2 separate regions of the Homo sapiens genome follow, and region 2 is linked to region 1. A link is an interaction called in ENCODE POLR2A ChIA-PET data of the cell type or tissue named here. Cell type or tissue: A673. All regions are shown on one strand.

Region 1 (5,000 bases):
CACCTGTCCTACTAAAAAAAAAACCAGTAAAACAGAGTGGTCCCTTCCTTTCTCTCAGACAGAAGATGTGTCCACTGTTATATGAGAGCCCTTATGCTCAATTAAGTGTTTTTACCTCAGACAAAATTTACATATTCATACTTATACAGTTTCCTTACCCTTCAGTTCAAAAACTGCTTTTCTTAGCATATCATTTGGGATGTGTAAAATGTGGCTAATAACTGCTCTAACTTGAATGGCATCAAATGAAGTCATCAAATGAAAGACTAAATAGGAAGGACTTTATCAACAAATGGTTAAGGAATCATTCGTTTATTCAACTTTAATTGAGTACCTTTTAAATGCCAAGCACAGTTCTAAAAATTTGAGCTACAACAATAAGAGGGGCAATATAATTGGAAATTACAGTCTAGAATAAAAGGAGTCAGTAAACATACAAGTAAATAAATAGCTGACCAATGTAATCTCAGACAGTAGTAAGTACTATAAAGACCAGGATGTGACAGAGTGAAACGCAAGAAATCAAGACTGGTAGGCACTGCCTTAGATTTGCTGGTCCTGAGGGGGCACATCTGAACTGGGATCTCTGTGTTTTCTGACAAGGGCATTTTATACGTGACCCTAATAACTCAAAAGTGAGTCAACAACAGGTTTTATAGGCATCTAAGAAAACTGACCAACGTGCTGGTAGTTGGTCACTAAGCCCCCTCATTTTAACTATTTCAAATTAACTTCTTTCCGCTTTTATGAGTTTTATTTTAATCTCCATTCTGAACCTTTCCCTTGTCTCTGTATTACTTGTTCTTTAATGAAGAAAACCTTAAAATGATAGATGATCCCACACTTTTAAAAAGCTTTATTTCTTAGCTTCTTTGAGTAGAATGCATTTAAAAGAAAAATTTTAGTTCTGAAAATAAATATGTCTCTCAACCCTGGAGTTCTAGTCCTTTTAAGGAAAAGAGGTAGAAATGCAGTGTCATTACTACCTCATGTATGGATCACACAGTGCCCTGATCCTGGCCCTTGACCATGCTGAGGTCTCTGTAGAATAATCAGAAAACCTTAAAGCAAACTTCATATGCACAGTAGAGGCACTAAGTGAGAACGAGTGCACATTTTCTAGGCAGGGCACCTAAGGGGTTTCCAACTCAATCATGAAGAGCAGAAGTCGGGGGTGAGATGGAGAAAACACTTGTTTAGCTGAGTCAAATAAACCACTATTGCTGACTTAAAAAAACAACCACTCCTGTAGGAACTGCAGCAGTTAATAGCATCAGTTTAGAAAAGTAATTAGAAAATGGAAAATGTGATAGAAAATATAACTCTGCTACAGAAGATAGATTTTGTTAAAAAAATACAAAAAGCTTTTCCAAAGTCATTTATGATTCTAATAATTACAATCAGCAACGTATATTCAGAAATGGAAAAATGCAAGAGCAACATTTCATATTGCTTCAGTGGGAAGAACACATGAGGATTATGTGTTAATCACTAAAATTCCTTCCTTTAAAATAACTCAAAGTATTTTAATCTGGTGAAAATTAAGTTAGCAAATGAAATCTATTTAATCACTTCCATATGGTTTCTTTTCTCCGACATGGGACTATTCAGTTGACCTTTTTTTGTATACAACATTTAACTCTCCTTTCTAATAAAGGAGGATTGTTATCTTTTTCTGTTACCTCTGTTAACCCTCCTTTCTAATAAAGGAGGCACGTTATCTGTCGTTTGGGCCCAGAAACAAAACAGATTACAGAGAATTCAAGGTTCAAATAAGGGAAAAGAAATAAACACTCTAGAGTCTCAGGTTATAATATCTAGTATCTGTCAAACTTCACTAAATCAGTTACAAAATATGACAAAATTATTCTTCACTAAATAAAGCTTCACGGAAATGAACTATTTCTATTTCTCAAGTCCTTTAAATCCTCCAAGTAAAAATGAAAAAGTCAATTATTCAAGTAAATACATATTAGTTACTTATGTACAAGACACAAAGTGCAAATAGCGCTTAGGGTCTTATCATCTAGTTAACCTAGTTAAGGAGATAAGGAATGAGTACACAGAAAAAACAGACAAAAAGTTTAGCATTAAATTATCTTTTATTCCCCATAAAACACTAGGCAATAATCGCCTGATAATAGTATTAACAACAATAGCAGTGAGTGTTTGTATAGTGATTACTATATACACTGTGCTTTTGCCTAAATTTACTTACTTTTCACAACAACCCTATGGTGGAATGATGTAGGTATTTTTATTCATTCCTTTTTACAGATGAGAAAACTGAGGCATACAGTTTTTTTTTCCCCTTAAGAGACAGGGTCTCGCTCTGGATATAATCATAGCTCACTGCAGCTTTGACCTCCTTAGCTCCAGCCCCAGTCTCCTGAGTAGCTAGGACTACAGGCATGCACCAATACACCTAGCTAATTTTTTTTTTTTTTGAGATGGGAACTCACTGTGTTACCCAGGCTGGTCTCAAACTCCTGGTCTCAAGTGATCCTCATGCCTCGGCCTCCCAAAGTGCTAGAATTACAGGCACAAACCTCAGTGCCCAGCCCTGCATGCAGAAGCTAAATACTTTGCTCAAGATCAGATGGTGATATGGTTTGGCTCTGTGTCCCCATCCAAATCTCACCTTGAATTGTAATCCCCATGTGTCAAGGGTGGAACCCGGTGGAGGTAATTGAATCATGGGGGGCAGTTTCCCCAATGCTGTTCTTGTGATAGTGACTCTCACGAGATCTGATGGTTTTATACGCATCTGGCATTTCCCCTGCTTGCTCTCACTCTCTCTCCTGCCGCCCTGTGAAGACGTACCTTCTGCCACGATTGTAAGTTTCCTGAGGCTTCCCCAGCCATGTGGAACTGTGAGTCAAGTAAACCTCTTTCCTTTATAAATTACCCAGTCTCAGGTATTTCTTCATAGAAGTATGAGAATGGACTAATATAGATGGCAAGCAGGTAGTAGAAACAAAAATTCAAACCAGTCAGTCTGGCTCTACAGTGTGTGCACTTAACCCCTTCTTCATTTAATTGCTAAAATTCCTGAAAGTGGAAAGGCTTCATGGCTTTAAGAAACTGAAGACCTCATCTTTCTACACACTTCAAACCTAGAATCTTAGAGTCTGATTTTTCTTTGGAATTTCTTTCTCTAAGTGAGTTCCATGAAGTTCATTGATGATTAAAGGATCCCCCGTCCCAGCGCGGTAGCTCATGCCTGTAATCCCAGCACTTTGGGAGGCTGAGGCAGACAGATCGAGAGGTCAGGAGTTCAAGACCAGCCTGGCCAACATGGTGAAACCCTGTCTCTACTAAAAATACAAAAATTATCCAGGCATGGAGGCGCACGCCTGTAATACCAGCTACTGGGGAGGCTGAGGCAAGAAAATCACTTGAACCCAGGAGGCAGAGGTTGCAGTGAGCTGAGCTGTACTCCAGGCTGGGTGACAGAGCAAGACTCCGTCTCAAAAAAAAAAAAAAAAAAGGGATCCCCAACCAACTCTTCTGAAGGGCACACTGTCCTCTAAGCACTGATTTCAGTGCTTTGCAGATATTAACTCATTTAATCCTTACAACCACCAGTACTGAGTTGAGAACAATGAGGCTCAGAGAAGTAATCTGCCCAAAGAGAAAACACTCAGTAGATGGTGGAGTTGAGATCTGAACCCAGGCAGTCCTTGCTCCTGTTACACTAATTGCCTCTCCTAAAAATAAAATAGGTTTTGTCCTTATACTTCTCTTGAGAGAAGAAATGTCAGCTTTAGTATTGACACTGACAAACTTCATAGGATATAGGGACTTTAAACTGCTACTAGTCTGTAGCAGTATATTTGAAAAGAATTAGAGCTCCTAGAATTCTAGACCATATCTATTCTGTCCACCACTATATTCCTAGTACCTGGCATAATGCCTGACACATAACAGATATGCAATGAACATTAAATAAATGGAATGACCTCAAATTTGTAGAATATTTTGGCATGTAACAATGTAATAAAGTGGTTAGTCATTTAGTGGACAAAACATGTTGCTACCTTAATAATCCATTTTGTTTCTTAAAAGTTTTAAGAACTCAAAAGGAAACATTTTATATTAATGAAGATAAAATGTTCTGAATAGAACTAAAATGTCATACTGAAAAAAGCAAAACCAGCCAAATCATTCAAAGTAAACGTAGCTTACCTTTGAGCCATCTAAACTGATTATCCTATACACATTTCTTGTGCTGTCATAGAAATAAGACACAGTAACTGCATGCTTGCTGGTGGGTACCCAGTTCTTCTTTGTGTTTGGGTCAATTTGGAAGACATGAGCTCGAGTGCTGAAGATAGGTTGTTCCCTGCAGGGCAGAAAAGAAAATGATGGACTGAAAGCAGCCAGTTTTATTTCACTAGACAAGAGAACATGAAAACTGCAAGGATGATTCTGCTTAATCAACAATTTCCACATACCTGAAAGTAAGAGAAACTTTCAAATTTGCATATTCTAAGTATTCAGTCATAAGGTTTCTAAAAACAATTATAGTCAATCCTCATTATTTGAAGAGTCTGTACATGTGAATTCACCTACTCACTAAAATTTATCTGTAACCGCCAAATCAATAGTGTGGCACATTCTTAGTCTTTCACAGACACACACAGGGCAGTGCAAAACCATGCATCACCTGACATGGCACATTTCCATCTGAAACTGAACAAAGTGACAATGCCTTCTTGTTTCAGTTCTCATACTACATTTACAAGTGTCCTTTTTATGGTCTATTTAGCACCATGTTTTACACATTTCACACTTTGTTGGTGCTTTTACTGTGTAAAATGGCCCATAAGCATCATGCTGAAGTGTTCCCAGATGCTAGCTGTTCCTAGGTGCAAGAAGGCTGTGATGTGGAGAAAATATGTGTTAGATAAGTTTCACTGAGGCATGAGTTACAGTGCTGTTGGCCATCAGTTCAATGTTAATGCATTAACAATATATATTAAGCAAGGTGTCTTTAA
Region 2 (5,000 bases), 170 kb before region 1:
CACACTGGCTAACACGGTGAAACCCTGTCTCTACTAAAAATACAAAAAAAATTGGCCGGGCATGGTGGTGGCCACCTGTAGTCCCAGCTACTTGGGAGGCTGAGGTGGGAGAATGACATGAACCTGGGAGGTGGAGCTTGCAGTGAGCCGAGATCATGCCACTGCATTCCAACCTGGGTGACAGAGCGAGACACTGTCTCAAAAAATAAAAAAAAAATAAGAAATTCTAGAAATGATGATTTTGATCTGTACTAACAGAAAGCTAAATAATTGTTGCCTTGGGTGGCTTAGGGGAAATTGACAGGGAGCAAGCACCACAGACAACTTTGGAGTGATTCTTTAAATCTAGATTTTAGTGATAAAAATGAATGTACACATTTGTCAAAATCAATCACAATTTACATTCAAAATGTTGCCTTTTGTAGGCAAGTTATATCTCAATAAACGTGATTTTTTAAAAAAAGTTAAATGTGAAGAATGTACACACTTATATAAGAAGCACACAAAATGGGGTGATCAGTGCCTAAAGATATATGTGAAAAGAGGGACTATCTAGTGCTTCACTATTGAAGAATGAATAAGAATTTTCAGTAGGAAGTGGGTACGTTACAATCTCTGTCAGAGATTGGAATAGAGAATATTCCTGATGAAGAGATGTACAAAGAGGAATGGTTTAGTGCTTATACTTAGTGCTTGTGCTTTAACCAGGTAATGTGGTATTGGCACTAACTTAATTGAATCTTCACACCAATCCAGCACCATTGATGGTTGCCAGAAAGTAGCGTGGTTGGGATTGAACACGTGTTTGATAGCAAAACCTGCTGTTATCCACAGGGTGTGAATTGTTTGGTATGCTTTTAGTCTAAGGATTTATAGAAGATGAGAGGAAAGATGGTTGGAATGTTATTATATTCTATGGACAGTTGTGTCTGTTGGGTTCTAATCAAAATATCAAACCGGTTATTTCAACAGAGAATGATAATAATAATAATAATTATTATTATTTTGAGACGGAGTTTCACTCTTGTTGCCCAGGCTGGAGTGCAGTGGTGCAGTCTCACCGCAACCTCTGCTTCCCGGGTTCAAGCAATTCTCCTGCCTCAGCCTCCCGGAGTAGCTGGGATTACAGGCATGTGCCGCAATGCCTGGCTAATTTTGTATTTTTTAGTAGAGGGGGGTTTCCTCCATGTTAGGCTGGTCTTGAACTCCCGACCTCAGGTGATCCACCCGCCTCTGCCTCCCAAAGTGCTGGGATTACAGGTGTGAGCCACTGCACCCAGCCGTCAACAGAGAGAATTTAATATAAAGAATTTGTTAACTAGGTATAAAGTAGTTAACCAAATAATTGACCTTTTCTCTTTATGAAGAGCTTGATTTCCAATGGTTTCATTAACCTAGGTATTAAAGTATGATAGGAAAGAAGAGAACTTGGCATCCCAAATGTATAATGTATTTATATTTGTTTTTACATTTAATATTTATGATATTAACATAATATCTCACCTGTTAAGTATTAAGCAGCTCCTGCCTACCCAGCATTATTTTAGGCCAGGAAGTCTTTCTGAGATAGACACCCCTTTAGGGAGCTCACAGATTCTAAGTCTACTACATTGGGTCTCAAAAATGTGATCACCTGACTAGTAGTATCAGTATAACCTGGAATCCTGTAGAAATACAGATTCTTGGGCTTCACCTCAGATCTTCTCTACTGAAACTCTAGGAATGGACCTCAGCAATCTTTGTTTTGACAAGCTTTCCAGGTGATTATGATACACACTTAAGTTTGAGAACCACTAGCCTAATAAAACAGGACTTGAAACAGCTTAGGGATTTCACATACTGAACTGAAGGTTACAATTTTTCTGGGTCTGAGTTTTTCTGGGTCTTACCAAATTGACTGCAGTATTAAATCTACAAAACTTCAAAAGTCAGTTAGAAACAGCATTAAAAAGTGCAAAAAGCGTGTTTGTATTCTTTGTATTTGTAGCTATAAACACATTTTGAAGGTAAAGATATTAATCCAACAGCAAGGTACAAATTACTTTCTTTTTTTTATTTTTTTATTTTATTTTTATTTTTTTTCACAAATAGCACTTTTTATTTGCCACTATTTGAAGTCTGAACTTTAAACAGATTCTTGGACTGGTGGTTCAAAACCATCAGCTCGTTCAACTTTAGCACCTCTCTCGTCCCCAGTGGCTTTTCCAGAACTACTGCCTTCACCATGAAGCTCCATGAGCTTTCCCAATTCAAACTTGGGCTTCTTCAGCATTTTTACTTTTCTAACGAAGACATCATGGAGAGGATAGATTGGCAAGCCTTTTCTATGTCTTTTCCAATGCTGTCTGGAATCAATTTATTGACCACTTCTTTCAAGGCATTTGTCTGCACCTCTCGGGTCATGATTTCCATCATCTTCTTCCGGATTTGGCGGACCCGTTGGTGCTGGGCATAAGAGGTCTTCTGTATCTGATTGTTGCGTTTTTTAGTAAAACCAACACAGAACAGACGAAGCAAGTAACCATCAATAGTCCTGACGTCAACGTGAGCTTCAATCATTGTCTGCCATTTTTTGACCATGGAACACATTTTGTCACAGGTAAGATCCATGCCATGGAAGTTAGGCAGTTTTTACCCTGAACATCTTCAGTAATCAGCTTGAATTTTCTAAGTGCAACTTCATCATTCTGCAAATCAGCAAGACTCACTTCAAACACACGACCCTTGAGACCATCAGATGCAATTTTGGTTCCTTGGGTCCTGGTGATGAGCATCTTTCCAATATTTCTTATATTGAACATAGCAGGTGCTTTCACATCATACCAATCTTTCTTAGAAAATGGATCAACCACTTTCTTCTTGGCCCCCTTTTTGCTGCCTTTCGTAAGGTGCTTGTTCTTGCCAACCGCCATGGTGCTGGTCAGAGAGCCAAAAGGAAGTTACTTTCAAATGAAAGTAAAATGAAGTTGAAACTAGACGAACCTCTAGATTTTTAAATCCAGTGTCTTTAATGAGTCAGAGCCAGCTGGACTATACTCATCATCTTGATCAACCATAAGCACTTCAGACAGATTGTCCAACTTATTTTTAAATACTTCCTGAAAGTAAATAAGCTAGAAACTGGAAGGCACTTGCATTTCTTTCTGTTGTAGCCAGTCACCTCATTTTGCCAGTTGTCTCCTAGTAAATTCTTGAATGTGCATTTCATTCTTATCCCAACCCCCAGGGCAAGTCTGTAGGTGCCTTTCTGTGAAATAGAAAACTGCACCCCCTGCCCCCCACCCGCCCACTGCCAGTCACCCATCAAACAAATTAGGAAAGAGCCCTTTTTCATCAAGTGTAGAAATACACATGGCCTGGCAAAGCATGGGCTGCATTTCAGTATCTACTCCATCCCCTTGGCTGGGTGCTATTTATTGTGCAGGGTGCAGTTTTTACCACTGTATGCATCCACCGCATGCACACTGTGAACTAGGTAGTGCCACCATTATACATTAAGATACTCATATCTCACCTGAGCTATACTTTCCTTTAGTTCACTTGAGTTTCGATTTCTCTCTTTTTTTTTTTTTAAGCATAGTTTCTCACACTTGGCTTAGCTATAAGAATCTCTCAACAATATTTGCTCTGAATATAAAAACCCATGAATAGATACTAAGCTAATCATGTTGTTAGATCATTCAAGAGTCATCTTCAGGCAACTCCAGGGTCTGGAATATTTGCATTGTGGGTGCTGTTACATTAGTATATTCACAGTTTTTTCCCCCTCATCTTCTTCATGATGGTACATTCACAGATTTATCTTGGCATTGTTTTACCAAAGAATCTAAGGTGGATTTCCCCCCTACTGTGTTTCTTACATAAAAGCCAGTATCCAAGTGCTGTGCTTCATAATAATTCCACGTCAGGTAATTTGTATTTATAAACTAGTTTCGCTATCCTAGCTGACACGCGCTTTTTTTCCGTGTTAAAAACAGGCACTGTTTTCTTTCTAGCACTGAAATTGAAAACAGAGGTGTCATTGTTTTTAGCACATGATCCATCTAACCAGTGCTGCACATCTTCAAATTTGCCAAGTTAGGAAAAGTACTTAGTACCCTTGTTTAATGTCTTAGGTACAATAAACTATTAAACAAGTTGCTTACGAGTTGGCTGCAACATTAAAGCTACGAAACTTCAAAAATCAGTTAAAAGACAGCATTAAAAAGCATAGAAAGCATGTTTATGTTCTTTGTATTTGTAGCTGTACTCATAAAGGTAAAGACATTAATCCACAACAAAGTACAAGTTACTTTCAAATAACTTGCCACAGGTTAAAAAAAAATTTTTTTTGCCTCTTCAAAAAGCCTCAAGGCTGGGCGCAGTGGCTCACACCTGTAATCCCAGCACTTCGAGAGGCCGAGGTGGGCAAATCACCTGAGGTCAGGAGTTCAAGACCAGCCTGGCCAACGTCGTGAAACCCCATCTCTACTAAAAATAAAAATAAATTAGCCGGGTGTGGTGGCGTGCTCGTGCAATCCCAACTACTCAGGAAGCTGAGGCAGGAGACTTGCTTGAGACCGGGAGTTGGAGGTTGCAGTGAGCTGAGATTGCACCACTGCACTCCAGTGTGGGTGACAGAGCAAGACTCCATAAAAAAAAAAAAAAATCCATAATGCAAGTTTTACACTTTTCTTTCGATAAATGGTACATGGACTTAACCATGCAAGTAAGAATGATTTTTGTATTAAGATTTTTGAATTCTGAACACTATTAAATTTCTGTTCCATAGTTGTATCTGTTGAGAGCTAATCAGAAAAACTAGTTATTTCAACAGAGAGAATCTAATATAAAGAATTTGTTAATTAGGTATAAAGTTGTTAACCAGATAATTGAGAAGGCAAGAAAGTAACTCTAAGGTACTTCCAGAGGAAGCAATTGTAAAAACAGCTACCACTCCTAGGGTTGGAGAAACAAAGAGAAGGGATTGGAATTATTAAAACTGAAGCATAGAGGAGGAA

Evidence for each region. Peaks named below come from ENCODE experiments on the same cell type or tissue, not always from the same donor. Only the 100,000 strongest peaks of a DNase experiment are listed, where the experiment ranks them.
Region 2: POLR2A ChIA-PET joins it to region 1 with 5 read pairs; 2 of 35 experiments call an interaction of 5 or more read pairs at or near these places.

The regions. Positions count from the first base shown.
Region 1 is chr5:79,452,674-79,457,673 of GRCh38, forward strand. HOMER1 (homer scaffold protein 1) reads right to left here. Exons shown (of 9, transcript NM_004272.5): 2 at 4,189-4,345. Among named protein-coding and RNA genes, the nearest start is that of HOMER1, 59 kb to the right of the region's middle. In A673, no CTCF peak of the experiment used is centred here; no DNase peak of the experiment used is centred here; H3K27ac peaks cover 1,435 bases.
Region 2 is chr5:79,282,007-79,287,006 of GRCh38, forward strand. All of the region lies in intron 2 of JMY (junction mediating and regulatory protein, p53 cofactor), which reads left to right. It also overlaps the pseudogene RPS3AP20. Among named protein-coding and RNA genes, the nearest start is that of JMY, 48 kb to the left of the region's middle. In A673, no CTCF peak of the experiment used is centred here; no DNase peak of the experiment used is centred here.